Linked DNA regions of Mus musculus: region 2 is linked to region 1. A link is a contact called in ENCODE Hi-C or POLR2A ChIA-PET data. All regions are on one chromosome and are shown on one strand. Each heading gives the region's core, a stretch centred on a gene start or an enhancer-like site at or near the end of the contact. The rest is flanking DNA. Distances are from core to core; before and after follow the strand shown.

Region 1 (6,870 bases), core at 3,225-5,724:
TTGTTTCATTTATCCAGTTTCATGTTTTGTATTTTTCTTCTTGTTCCACTAAGAATGAGTCATCTAAAATAATGTCATTCAATAAAATATGAGAAATGTAATTAGATAAGAATCAGAATCAAGAGAAACATGGTGAAACAGAAGCTAATAGGAAAAAAGAGGGAAAGTTAGAAGACTAATAATATTAATCATACGTTTTTCAAATTGTTATTAGAATTTAAGTGCAAATCTGCCTCGAACTTGTTACCAAGACAGAAAGAAGAACATCTGGTTCTCTCTTTGCATAATGGAAATAATGACACAAATATTAATTGTTCAGGGGATAGATGGCTTTGGCACCCAGAGCTCAACAGAATGCTTTGCATGGGCTTTAAGCAGGAGTTGTTGTAAGAGTCCTTCCCTTGGTCCCATCTATGAAGTGATCTAACAGTAGTTTCTTTTCCACAGTCTGCTATGTGAATCATTTCCAGTGCATGTAATGGTGGAGATGTCAAGCAGTCAAGAATGCTGAACAAGGAAACCAAAACTGCACAGCTTGGAAAGCTCTAGCTAGGCTTCTCCTGGTCTAAATAAGAGAAAGACAGGCAGATGGCAAGACCTTTGTTCAACTGAACCTCTACAAACCGGTTTTGTTTTGTTTTGTTTTGTTTTGTTTTGTTTTTATCAGTTAATCATATCAAGTTTATTGACAATCCATAGTCCTTTGTGTATGGAGAAACAAATGCATTTAGTGTACCCAGTGAGGAAGACAATCTTTTTCTTCAACCGTGCATTCCCTATATTCTAAATGGAAGATTATCCAAATTTACTTCCTTGTGTTTTTCCCATAATACTAATAATCTTGATTCTAGAGTATGTGTGAATTGAGAGGATTCTGTTTAATTTAAAAAAGAATATTAGGTGCTGAGAGTTAGAAAACACACATTTAACAAAGGACAGACAGATTCCTAAAATGACAGATACCAGGAGGAAGATACAGAAAGACTAGATGCAGAACAGAAGCTTAGAATTGCATTGTTGTGGTGCATGTGGAGGCAGTGTTGCAGCTGGCTCTTGAGGCAAGCCTCAACATATGAGTCACCACACCCTAAAGATGCTACACTTCCATTCAGGACACTGGAGATTTTTAAAAATAAATAAATAAATTAGAAGCTGCATCCTTCTATAACAACAACAGCAACAACAAAAGCTCTCATTTGGTTGACTAATTTCAGAGCACACAGTCAAAGCACATCGTGAAAGTTCTCAAGTTCTAGGTATTAAACAAACAAGTAACTGTCCAGAAGTTAAAAGTAAGATGTCTGTAGGAGTCAGGGGTTGGGGTGGGGAATGATAGCTCAGCTGTCAAGAACTCTGGCAAAGAACCTGGGCTTAATCCCAAACCTCTACATAGTGGCTCACCACAGTTTAGAACTCTGGTCCCAGGAGATACGCCCTCTTCTGCCCTTTATATACACTGCATGCACATGGTGCACAGACTCATCTGCAGGCAAGACACCCACACACATATAAAAACATCATTTTAAAAGAAGTAAAAGGCATATCAGAACTACAGGCTCTCTTAGAAAATAGCAGGTTTTCCAGAACAAACAACACAAATGAATTACTCAATACCCTTGATTATAAGAAAGATTCTAAAATTGCCCCTATCTTTATTGGGCATGGCAGCCTGCTTTATTTTCATACATTATTCATACAAATTGGTTTAATCACACCTTCTCTTCCCACAATATCCTCTGGTCTTCCTACCTTTTATCTAAAAGTTTTTCTTCACCTATCTGAAACAATCCAACTAGATTAGAGAAGAAATAGTACTCTATATGATTTACCACTGTGTGAAAATAGGATTGTGGGTAATATTCTGGATAGTAAGGAAGATGATGCATGGAAATTAGGGTGGGAGAAGGAAAGAAAATGAGTTCCCTGATACATGTGCTAAGGAGAGAAGTTAATGATGGGGGTTGGAGAGATGCTGACTGCTCTTCCAGAGGTCCTGAGTTCAATTCCCAGCAACTACATGGTGGCTTACAACCATCTGGAATAGGATCTGATGCCCTCTTCTGGCATGTTTTAAGAGCAACAGTGTACTCACATAGATAAAAAATAAACAAACCTTTTTTTTTTCTTTTTAAAGAAGTTAATGATGACTCACTACATTATGTGACAGAAAAACAAATGCCAAAGCCCAAACCCTCACAGTGTAAATGGAAGGCAAACAGAAACGGATTTTTTGTTTTTGTTTTGTTTGTCTTTTTCTCCTAAACATTTTCAAGCAGAAAAGACACAGGATCATCTAAAAACCTCAATTTATAGAGAAAATAGCTAAAATGCCATTTCTAAGGTTGAAGATGTTGCTCAAATAGGATTAGCCCAATACATCAGAAGCCTCGAGTCTAATCTTGGATCTGGCTCCTAGCATCAAAAATAAATAAATAAATAAATAAATAAATAAATAAATAAATCTCTATCTATATGATATATATATGAGTTTACTTTGGAACCACAGACGCTTTTAAATGTTTTGTTTCCCTCTTTAGCTTTAACAATATATATATATATATATTAAAAATAAACCACAGCTCAACTTTAAAACAAGTTACCTGTTACTTATTAACCAGATCACTGCTCCTTCTGAAATAACTTAATAGATTTCTTTAAACATAAATTCTGCCTTCTAAATTGTTTTTTTAAAGTAAAATTGAAATGGTATTAATTGCTATAACACTGGAAAGTGGACACGAAGGGAACCTTAACAGAGCCTTGCTGTTGACGCCGGAAATGTCAATGAAAAATAACCAAGTTAGCCTGTTTATAGAAAGAAGCAATTATTTAAAATACAGTTAATTGCACTAGCAACAACAACAACAATCTTATACTATAATTTTAAATGGTTGGGTTATATACAATGTGTATCTTGAAATACAATTTCATTCATTCAACAAATAACCAACAAACAGCTATAAGGCATTCAACATTGGGGAATTAGAGAATGGGAAGAGAAGGGGGGGGTGGTCGAGGAGTAGCAGGGGGAAGAGGACCTGGTAATGATGGTGATTCTGTCCTCTTAGTATTTATATTGATTCAGTTAGCCAAAATCTTTAATCTGAAATAGTGCTTATAAAATTGGAGCTTACAATAACAATTTTTTCAAAATTCTAAACCTTATTGCTTAACGTAAAATCCAAAACGGCAGCCTGAGAGGAAACAATTTTATTAAAAGCCCTAATGTATTACTTTTATTTCAAGAACAGGAAAAAAAGACTCAACCAGATTCTCAGAAAAGCAAGGGTCAGCTCAGAGTTGAAGGCGAGGCCGGAGACAAGACTGCCTCTGCTGGCGCATCTTTCAGAGTCTCAACTCCCGACACCTGTATCAAACTTGCAGCTCTCAAACCCATTGGCTCCAGTCAGCTTTATCCTACGAGAACACGCCAGCCTCATCCATCACCTACCTAGGTAATCTGATTTCTAGAAAGACTTTCCTTAAACTGACACCCAAAATGTTAAAGTGTTTGCACCACTGACTTTATATACCACTCGGCTAGCTGTAAATTACACAAAAATTCATAACCACCCCTAAATACCTCTAAAACAACAACCGTGGTCGTCTACATTTTAGCAAAAAGAACAGGAAGAACGCATTTGCTGATCCTGTTTTTTAAAAATGCAATGACACAATCTACTTGAGCTCGAGAAAAAGGCAACGGTCTCCTTTCAAAGAAGCTCCGCGCCAACCTATCCTTCCAAGCTCTCCCAGCCCCCAACCGAGGGTCCCCTGATTGTTAGCGAGGAGGGTCCAGTGGCCCTGCGCCCCGGCTCGGCCTCGAACGTTCCAAGCAGAGCGTTTCGGGTCCCCCGGGGGCTGCGCCCAGCGCCATTAGTACACCTCGGCAGCCCAGGAGGGAGGCTCCGGTTCTTCCTGGCCGCAGCATCAGCAGCCGGTAGCCTTCAAGGCCTGGCCCCGCCTCGGCGACCTACCTACTGGGCGGGGGCGCGGGCTCCGCGGGTCTGGGCGAAGTGGTTCGGGAGCACGCATTTCTGGGAGCCGTGGCCTCTGCCGCTGGGCGCTGGGAAGCGCATCCTCCGGGGTGGGAGGAGGGGGAGGGCCGGGGAGGGGATCGCCCGCCGAGGAGGAGCTAAGGGAGGCGTCAGGCGCTGCGGGGTGCGCTCCTGAAGGGCTCCGGAGTGCCGATCTGGCCCGAGCAGCCGCCGCCGGGGTGCTCGAGGCCTCGCCCAGGTACCTGCAGCAGCACCCACGGTCAGGGCGCCGGGCGCGAGCTGGGCGGAAGGCGGGGAGCTGCGGTGGCGCGACGCCAGCCCGGCGCCCGCCTCTAGCTCCGCCCGACCCGGGGCGCGCGCTGCACTCGTCTGCTGCGGCTGGGACCCGGGAGCTCAGCCGACCGCCTTAGCGATGCGGGCTGCAGCTGCGACATCTTGCCTGCCCCGTGCGACCTCGGAGCCGCAGGCTGGACAGCCTCGAGGTGGCTCGGGCCCCCGAACCCTGGGCCCAGCGGCTCCGCCCCGGAGAGCTGCGCGCGCGGCCTCCGCAGGCCCCGGCCATTTGTGACGCTGTGATGGTCAGGCAGTCAGTGAACCGAGTACGGTCTGCTTACCTGGCCCCTAATCTTATCCCTTTTAGCTGGCTCCTGTCTGGATCTTGGAGGGAAGTTAGCGCTTATGGGCACATGTGGAGTTAGAGCCCTTGCTGGAGCCTTAAAGTCCTTTTACTTCACCTTCCAGCTCTAGGACTAGGGGCAACCATAAATTCATCCTCTGTCATTTCCAGCATTGCCTTTGGCAAAGAGGCCCACTGTCTTCTTCTGTCCCCGGTACAACATCCTATAAGCTGCCCAATTGTAAACCTTATAGCCAAGGCAATGCGATGTAGCAACGGGCAGTTCAGCTGGCTCTTGGCTGGGGCTGGAGAGCAGCTGAGTGGGAAGGTTTTTTTGTTTTTTCTTTTTTTTTTTGTATGAGCCCAGGGCCCTGTTTCTGTGAGCTTCCAACCTGTATTGGACGCTGTTCCCTTTACAGTCCAGTGGCTATAACTGCAAGATGACTCGGAGGATCTGATCGTGAAGATCACTCTTAAATACAGGAAGAAAAAAGTGTGTGTGTGACAGGTGTGTCCTAAGCCATCAACACACACAGTACATAGAGGCTTCCCCAGGTTGCTGCTGCTTCTTGGTACTGCCAGTCTCTCTGGAGGGTGGAGCAAAGCCCTTAGCAGCCATGACTCTGAGATTTCAGCAGCAGATGATGTTACATGGTCATGCAAATATGGAATCACTTCCTGGTTTTGCACTGACCATCTGTAAATTCTGACATCGGGTTTGCATGTTTATGCTTTGAGTAGGAGACACTTCTTTCTGTGTTCTTTACACCCCTTTTGGTATCAACCTTGAGTGCAGGCTCTGCTGCAGGTACTGTTCCCACCCTTTAACTCGGTCAGCACCCTTTTGTGCCTATGAACCCAAGGTTCTGACGAGAAATAAAATAGGCCTTGATTTCTTTTCTCTTAGGCAAAAGTATAACTGAGTATGTGTTCAAAGTGGTGACTTGCTGATAGAGTGTTCCCCAAGTTTTCCAATGCAATGCCAAACAATGACACTGTCTTCATTATCTCCCCTGGAAGTACATGATGGATCACATGCTAAGGATAGTTTGTCACTAAAGTGAAAGTCTGAATAGAATGGGGAGTTGTACTCAAATGGTTGGGATTGGGGGTGCTTCTAATTTAAAGATTCTTTGGTCATTCTTTTTTGTGACTGAGTATTGACTGATTCTTCTGAGTATTGACTGATTCATCTGAGTCTTGTCTTCACACAGAAATCGGAATTAGCATCGTCTACATCCCTCTTATCCAGAATAGTACCCATCAGTCAAATGTGTTCATTCAAACTTAATGAAATACAATTGTTACGACTTCCAGTCTGTTAGTTATACATATAAGTTCTAAAAAGACAAATAAAGCTTGTGATTGCCTTTTGGACAACACAGGACCCAACATTTCCTTATTACAGGGAATTCTTCTGGAATGCTTGCCAGATTTCAATGGGTAGGAAAGATATACAGAAAGAATTGGAGGTAATTTGGGTGCAGCTAGATCAAATACTATTAGAATATATACATAAGAGCATGATAATCCTTAAGAATTCACAGATTGCCTTTGGACTACAGCTTCAGCATGTGCTGGCCTTGGATACATTTCTAACTGATGCTTTTATCTTCAAAGGTGGATGATCGCAGCACCATCTTCATAGGGTAGATACAGGGAATGAAGTAATTCATGAACAGTATGTATCATGTAGAATGTGTAATCAATAGAAGTCAGCTATTATTATAATAGCATGTGTTAGGGTGACAAAAGTTTTCTTTTCAAAACTTGTATCCCTGAACTGGACACTATAGTCCATTTCTGTAATGCCAATGTTTAGGAAGGCAGAAACAGGAGGATTGTCAGTCTCAAGCCAGCCTGTGCTACATAGCAAAATCCTATCTCTAATTAGTAAAAGTAATTGATTAAAATAAAACGATCTCCATAGCACCTCTCACTGTACTTGGCTAGTGGAAAGTGATGAACTGTTGGGGCTTGAAGCCTGTGGAAAACATGAAGAAAAGTGGTTTTTCCTCTGATAAAGGGGAGAAATTAGGGTGCAGCAGTTTAAGTGCACTAGACATGCTCTTTCTTCTGTGGCAAATAATCTTTATATAGAGACTTTTACATAAATAGAGAGGCAGGGAGCATCAATGACAATATGCAAATAGTATCATTCTTACCTGTCTGTCTAGAGATAATTCTGCCCTGAAGAATATGGCTAGTGTTTGTTTTAAAACGCAATATTGGCCATGTGTCATGGAACTAGAATTT
Region 2 (6,870 bases), core at 2,631-5,130, 39 kb after region 1:
TGATAGTAACTTGGGTCTTGGTGGCTTCTAACTAACTTCCTAGAGGAGCTGAATAATTAAACCAATATTTTTTTTCACTACACTTAAAAAAATTATCAGCAAATAGTAAATAGCAGGAGTGTCCGTTCTTCAGCAGCTCTAAAGAGTATTCTCCTCTAATCGTGGCAGGGCCAGCTCACTGGGGTTGGCAGCCAGACTCTGTAAATGGGAAAGTTTGTGTTTACAGTAACTAGCTGCCCAATGACTGAGGCGTGCTCTTAAGATTTAAGTCAATATTTAAGAAAAGAGCCGAACAAACCAAGACTAAGGAAAAAGATCACAGAGTGACTGCTTCTCAGTGTCATATTGCAGATATTTCAGTACTCAAAAAAGTACTCAGAAAAGCACAACAAACAAACAACATAGGTCATCTTCTCTTCATTTGCAGCGCATTAATCCAAAGCATAATTTATAGTAAGTTATCAAAGACAGACGTGGCATACGAAGTGCAGAGTTTGTGTCTATTTCTTCTCAGTCTTAAATACACAGAGTCAACAGTAGCATATCATGCCCGTACTTCTCCTTGTTCACCATGTCCATGAAGATGTCTCGGGAGCTGCTGTGAAAGCAGCCAACGGTGGCCCTGGATGGCCTCCAAAAGCTCTCTGTGGAGCTTGCTTTACAATGTTTGCAGAATCACGAAGTAAACAAACCGACAAAAGTGGCATAAACAGCCAACACCCAATTTGGAAGTCAACTGATAACATTTTCAGCACAGAAATGGCCACATCCTTGGAAATGTGCTCTTAGAAGCCTTTGCATCAGCCACAGCGGCAGAACAAGAGACACAAATCCATAACCACAAAGGGAAGTGTAACTGTTTGTTTTCTAATTTTCAAATGGCAATCACCTTTCCCTTTTTTTTAATGTAAAAGAATACCTGAACTTTGAAAAGCAATATTTATGACTAATTTGATTTTTTTTACCAAACTTCCAAATTATATCCTAAATCAAATATAATGTTCTATTAACCCAAGAATTAAAAACAAAAGTAGCTTTCTAAATAAGCTGTATTATTATAATTTAGGAAACCAAAATAGAAGCCTTAGTTCCTTAACTTTGATTTTTTTTTTTAAATAGTACTTTGAAAGTTTGAGGGAAAAATGATATTTCACACACAAAACTTTTGTTTTCAAGAATACCATATACAGCACAGTTTTAAGCAAAACCCCTGCTGGCTTCATGGAAAGAACAGAGAAAGCAGGAACACAATTACCCTTAAGGGGAAAATAAGCTAAAGAATGGAAATGTCTTCGACTTCATGATGGATTATGTTTTTAATAGTTCTGCCACAACAAAGCATTTTATTGAAATAGCTCTTCTACGCCGGATCAGAGTGTGCAGAGCACACACCATTATTTTAATGATCTTCAAGAAGAATCTACAGTCCCAGATGAGAAAGTCAGATGCTTTGAGCTGGTTTTTTTTTTTGGGGGGGGGATAACTTACTTGTTTTTCAAAAGCTGTTGGCACTAGTCTTCTCAATTCAGATAAACTGTTATTTATTCGATCCCGACGCCTTTTTTCTATGATCTAGCCCAAGGAAAGCAAAACAAAAATCTAAGGGTACAGTACACATACAGAAAAATTATCCAAGTAAGAAAATAACAACAGTGATACACATGCTTAATTACATGACACAAGGGGGGGGGTGTCACCTACCCCTCTCCTTTTCTTTCTTGCCATAATCTGAGAGGTAGTTGTCGGTGAATTGGACCTCATCACTGAGCTTGTAGCGTGCCTGTGAAGGAGGAAGACAAGTCAGGTGCTGTATCAAGGTCATAGGCCCCTTCCCTGCCCCAGTTCATGGCACCCAATAATATTCTGACTGACTGCGCATTATATTACTTTTTTCTGTCTGTTGACTTTTTTCATATCTATGCTATTTGGAGGCTTTATTTTAGTTTCCAGATAATAATTATGCCTTAACAATGCTGTTGAGGCCTTGAGACAGCTTAGCAAGTAAAGGCAGTTGGCCACAAAGTGTGATGATCTGGCATGAGCTCCAGTCCTTTGGGCCCACAGGATGCATGGGGAAGAACCACTTGCACCTCCACAAACAGAAGTGACGGTGACAGTGACATGCACCTAGCCGGACACGCACACTGAATAAGTAAACATGATTTTCGAAATGCTATGCTGCCCATTCAAGTGGCAAAAATGAACCTGAACTTTTGAGTTCTCTAATGAAATGATAGCCAGTTAGGGTGACAGGTCGGGGGATTAGTGTGTCCTATTTCTCTCATGTATTTCTCAAAAGTCACCAACCCATCTGGATGTGTACTCCCATTCTCTTCTGCCAGACATACTGAACGTTCAAGAGCAGCACATGTCGAATGTGTCTCTATATGCGACTTTTAAAACAAAAACCTAATTCTCCTACTATCCCCAAACCTTATTGGATAGCCTAAAAAGAACAGATTGTAAGTTTTGCATATTGATCCTCTAAAAGAATATCCTAACCATATCATTGGGTGGAAAGTTGAAATTTAGTTTTTGCACTTTTCATGCTTTAACTTTGAAAATGAAACTGTGCCACCAGCCTTAAAACCAAGCTGATATCTCGAGAAGCTGCAATTCACCTTGAGTTTACTAAAAGGTATTTTTAGACTGCAAGGTTCAATCAAGTGATTATTTGGTGGTGTAGTTGGTCCATTAATGTATACTCTCCTAGGACTTTCTGTCACTTTGAAATTCACAGGTACTATGCTTCTTTAGTGTCTTAAACTCTCCAGGTCCTCTCTAGTTTTGAGAAGTTCTATTACCACCCCTTCGGCTCACTTCTGGGTCTTAATTCGAAATCAACTGACTCCTTCCTCACCCCTTCTAGTGACAGCCTACGGTTTCATTTTTTTTTTTAATACTTTAACAATGAGAGAGTTGGTAAACTGTCTCATAAGCATCGTTTTTGCTTTAGCTATTTTTCCGGCTTTGATTTCTACGTCTTAAAATAAGCCCGTGAAATAAATCCAGTTTTCTATATGCGGGAAGGATTTCACTCTTTGAGTGACAGCTGCAAATAAATAAATAAGGTGCTTCTGGGCAAGCCAATTAGAAGCAATTATCATTTGACCCCCCCCCGCCTCTAAAATGGTTGGGTAATCTTGCTGTCACAGGAAACAGGAGGTCTGTCTTCTGTGATCAGAACCTTGATCTCCTGGAGACTAAAGGACAAGCAGGCAAAGCAATGCTGTCTCATCTGCTCCTTATATCTGTCACTCATGGGTGGGTCAGCCAGATCACCCTCTGTCGACCTGCGCAGCTCAGCCTGTTTAGCTCAGATGCTTTACCTCCTCAAAAACTCAAGTCGCGATCCCAGTTTCTCTCAAAACAGAAATCCAGTTGTTTTTCTTTTCTCCTGACCTATTTTGGAACTGTCCCTAAATACAGTTCCAGTACCGGGGGCGTCGCCCGGACGTGCCAGTATGCGTGTCCTGTGCTGACAGCCCTGGACCCTCCCTCGCCATCTCCTGCACGCTCCAGTCCAGCTCCCTTCCAGTCGCTCCCACGCCTAGTGTGAACTCCATCTCTCGCCCCACCCGACTCTAGCACCCGCTTCCCGGGGAAAACGGTCTCCTCTCCACCCGAAGCTCCCCGGACACCCTCCCGCTTTTCCGCGCTCACCCAGGGTAATTGTTCTCGCTCCCCACGTCGATGGTCTCGTCCAGGTCGCTTTCGGAGGTCGTTTCCTCACAAGGGCGCTTCATCGCGACGAAGGAGGAGCAGCTACTGTCGCCTAGCGGAACGCAGCGCGCTCCCCGCGGGCTTCCTCCCTCCCTCCCTGCCCGGCTTCTGCAGGCGCCGCTCCCTCGGCGGCGCGGTCGGCTCCTGGAGGTTCTTTCCCACGCTGCAGCCCAGCCAGGGCGCAAGACCCGGTACTGGCCACGCCCCCCAGCGCGGGCGGGGCCCCTCCGCTTCTTCGTGTGCCCGCCCTGGCCACTCTCCAGGCCCCGCCTCCCTGGGACGGTGTGGCTTTCTATTGGTTAATATGGAGGGGCGGACCCGCGCTGGCCAATGGCTGCCGAGAGGCGTTGGCAGAGGCGTGGGAATGCCACCGCGCACCTGGGAGCCGGGAGTGGAGCGCTGGGGTTGACCGCCGGCGGCGGGAGCGGGCGCAGGCGCGAGAGCGCATGGGGCGGGCGTGTCGGGCGAGGGCTCCTGGGTTTTGGGCCATCACCTGCAAGCCGTGATCTCTCCCGCCGAGTTTCTACCCTCGGTTTAAAGAATAACCGCTAGCGCGTGGCTGAGTGCGAGTGAGCGTGTGTGACGTCTAGGGTGGGAGTGCTAGGCTCGGCGACCCACCCCTCTGGGCTGTCCCTCTTCTGGATCAAGCTGCTGAGTGGCTGACCGGAGCGGTCATGTTGACCCTCAGGGGATTTTGAAAGCTTTAAGTCAAAGTTTTTTTTTTTTTTTTTTCACCCTGCCAGCTCCCCAGCCTCTAGGTTGTGGTCAGATAAAGGACGCCCGCTCACCGGTCCAGGTGCCTAACTGCAGGAGGTTGTCCCCGTGCATTGTTGGATTAGTCACCTCTGGTTACTTCCTTTGTATCTCTGGACACAGAAACTGGAGGGAGGGGGTGTAACTATCTCGGTAAATGGCAGGCTTGAGTGGTCTTCCTACTGATGGGAAGAGGGATTGTAGGACACAAATCTGAGTAGGTTTTCGAGTTCAAAGTTCTCGGATTTGGATTATCCAAATTAAATGTCCCAGTCATCCCTCCAGTTTCTCCGGTGTGTGCAGCCACGGAGTTCTTTAGCATCCGGGGAGAGGATTTGTATTTACTTGTACACTGTATTTGTTTTGTAAAGTTTGCCCAGATCGCTAGTTCTTAGTGCACGTACAGCATGGATTGTGTAAACTCCAGGTGTGGTGTTCAGACTCCGTTTTTAAGTCTCTGTCTCTCTCTGCATACTGTGGGGATTTTTTAGCAGGCTCTGCCGACTTTTCCGCGCGCTCAGGAAGTGAGCAAGACAGTCTCGGGGAGTCTGGCGTGAGCTAGACCATCTGGCGCTGTAGCGCTGGGTGGGTTAGTGGAGGTCTAGAGACTCCACATGGTGCTCTTTGTGCTTGGTGGAAAAAGGCCTTTGAGAAAAGAAGACATCCATCAATCACCGAGACCCTCCACCTTACACAGATAATTATCTTTCTGGAAATCTGACTAAGGCACCCTTTCCAAACTCCATTCCTTGGTTACACTAGACCGGTGCAGCGGGAAAGGACAAGAGAAAAAGAGACAGCAAAAGACTGACTGGACTGGGCGCAGATTGGGTTGATGGGGAGTGGGAAGGAGCCGGAGTAACGCCAAGGATCTGCAGCCAGCGTGTCGTTAAAACACAAAACCCCTTCCCTACAGGCCCTGGCCTCTTTTGTGCGGTCCTCACCGCGGTGTCTTCAATAACCGTGTGAACAGAAATCTGAAACTTTCTGTCCTGACTTCTGAAACTCAACTCCAGGCAAATCACAGGATCATCGGGGGCCGGGCGGGGCCTGGCGAGGCAGGATGGGGTCAGCACTGCTTGGCCGCAGAACCGTGGGTGGCGAACTTCCCAGCTCTGCACTCAGTCTCTGGGCGGGCACCTGGGTGCTCACGGACAGCATGGCTTTTCCTCAGGGACAGAGCAGACAGCCCGAGGCTTGCTGGCCCTGTCCAATCCAGGCCTGCACCCTGCGGTTATCCAGTGTTTGAGCTGAGTGTGAGCTCTCCAGGCCTCGCTTTCTCAGCTAGAGTAGGGGGCAGGAGCGAGAGTTCCCAGCGCTTAGTGATGGCTTCACTCCCCCACCCCTTGAAGTTAAGGTTTGCCACGCGAGCACACAATTAATGGAATCTTCCAAACGCCGGAAGCAAGACCTGAAATCATTATAGGCGTGTGGAGCTGGGGTGGCACAACCCTAAGAGATTTTTTTCTCTCTCACTACACCAGTGCATTTAATTATACTGGTTGCAAAAAATTGCAGCGGGAAATGGTTTGCTTGTAATAAAGTAGCAACTGGTTAAAGTTTTTCCATTTTGTCTTTGAAGGCTTAACTGCCATGCAGTGTCATAAAAGAATATGGAGGAGACGTTCAGAAAGCACGCACGGATTTAAAGTTGGTTTGAATGCTTTTTAATCAACAAGGGGCATATATTAAAAGCGTTTAGAATAGAGCCTGCTACGCCAAACATGTGTGTTAAGAAGAACAAATAAGGCAGAAGACAGAATTTTAAAGTCTCCTTGTTAATCTTTAAAATACTTAATCCCAGTTAGAGTAGTTTTCTTTTATATTGGTTGTTCTCAAGCATCCCTTTTTCCTGTCTCCTGTCTAGACACACCTTTTCTATGTCCTACGTCTGGGTCAGAGGTAGAAACAGAATAAACTCTTGCAAGCGCTTCAACCTATTTAAAAAATAATTGAGCGTGGGTGGAGTGGGGAGGAACTGGGGTGGCATAAGCAGGGAGAAAGAAAGAGAACTTTGGAACTTTAAGCCCCATCTCCTCTCTGCGACACTGGTTTCAGAGAAAGAAAGAGTGAGTTACTGGAAGGCTAAGAACCAGGGTAAAAGAAAAAATGTTCTTTGCATAGAGCTATCTGCGTTTTCCTTTTGAAAGATTTGAACAATGGGATAATTAGACAGATAGATACGGGGAGGAGGGACTGTCCTAGAAACGAAATGCCATTAGGAAAGAAAGATCAGGCTGCTGGCCAACAAATCTAAAGGGAAAAGGGAGATGTAGACTTGCCGCCCCTCCCTAAATTGGTCCTTGGTGCTTAAGTGATTTAGCTCACTGAGTAGCAGAGGAAGTTGGGAAAAGCAGAGATTTTTTTGGCGACCAAATGTAGTCGTTTTGATAT

Evidence for each region. Hi-C counts contacts between places; a loop is a spot of excess contacts on that map. ChIA-PET counts read pairs that join two places held with the same protein, here RNA polymerase II (POLR2A).
Region 2: a map of heart shows a loop between it and region 1 (4-fold over the local background). The contact joins the promoter of Hey2 here to the promoter of Ncoa7 in region 1. A Hi-C loop is called at or near these places in 3 of 37 maps with a recorded cell type or tissue (T-helper 17 cell and heart). POLR2A ChIA-PET finds 5 or more read pairs at or near these places in 2 of 5 experiments (Patski and embryonic stem cell).

Annotation. Positions count from the first base shown.
Region 1 is chr10:30,798,852-30,805,721 of GRCm38, forward strand. It overlaps Ncoa7 (nuclear receptor coactivator 7), which reads right to left and starts at 4,475. Exons shown (of 16, transcript NM_172495.6): 1 at 3,978-4,475.
Region 2 is chr10:30,838,903-30,845,772 of GRCm38, forward strand. It overlaps Hey2 (hairy/enhancer-of-split related with YRPW motif 2), which reads right to left and starts at 3,881. Exons shown (of 5, transcript NM_013904.1): 1 at 3,664-3,881; 2 at 1,702-1,780; 3 at 1,489-1,572. The coding sequence starts at 3,746.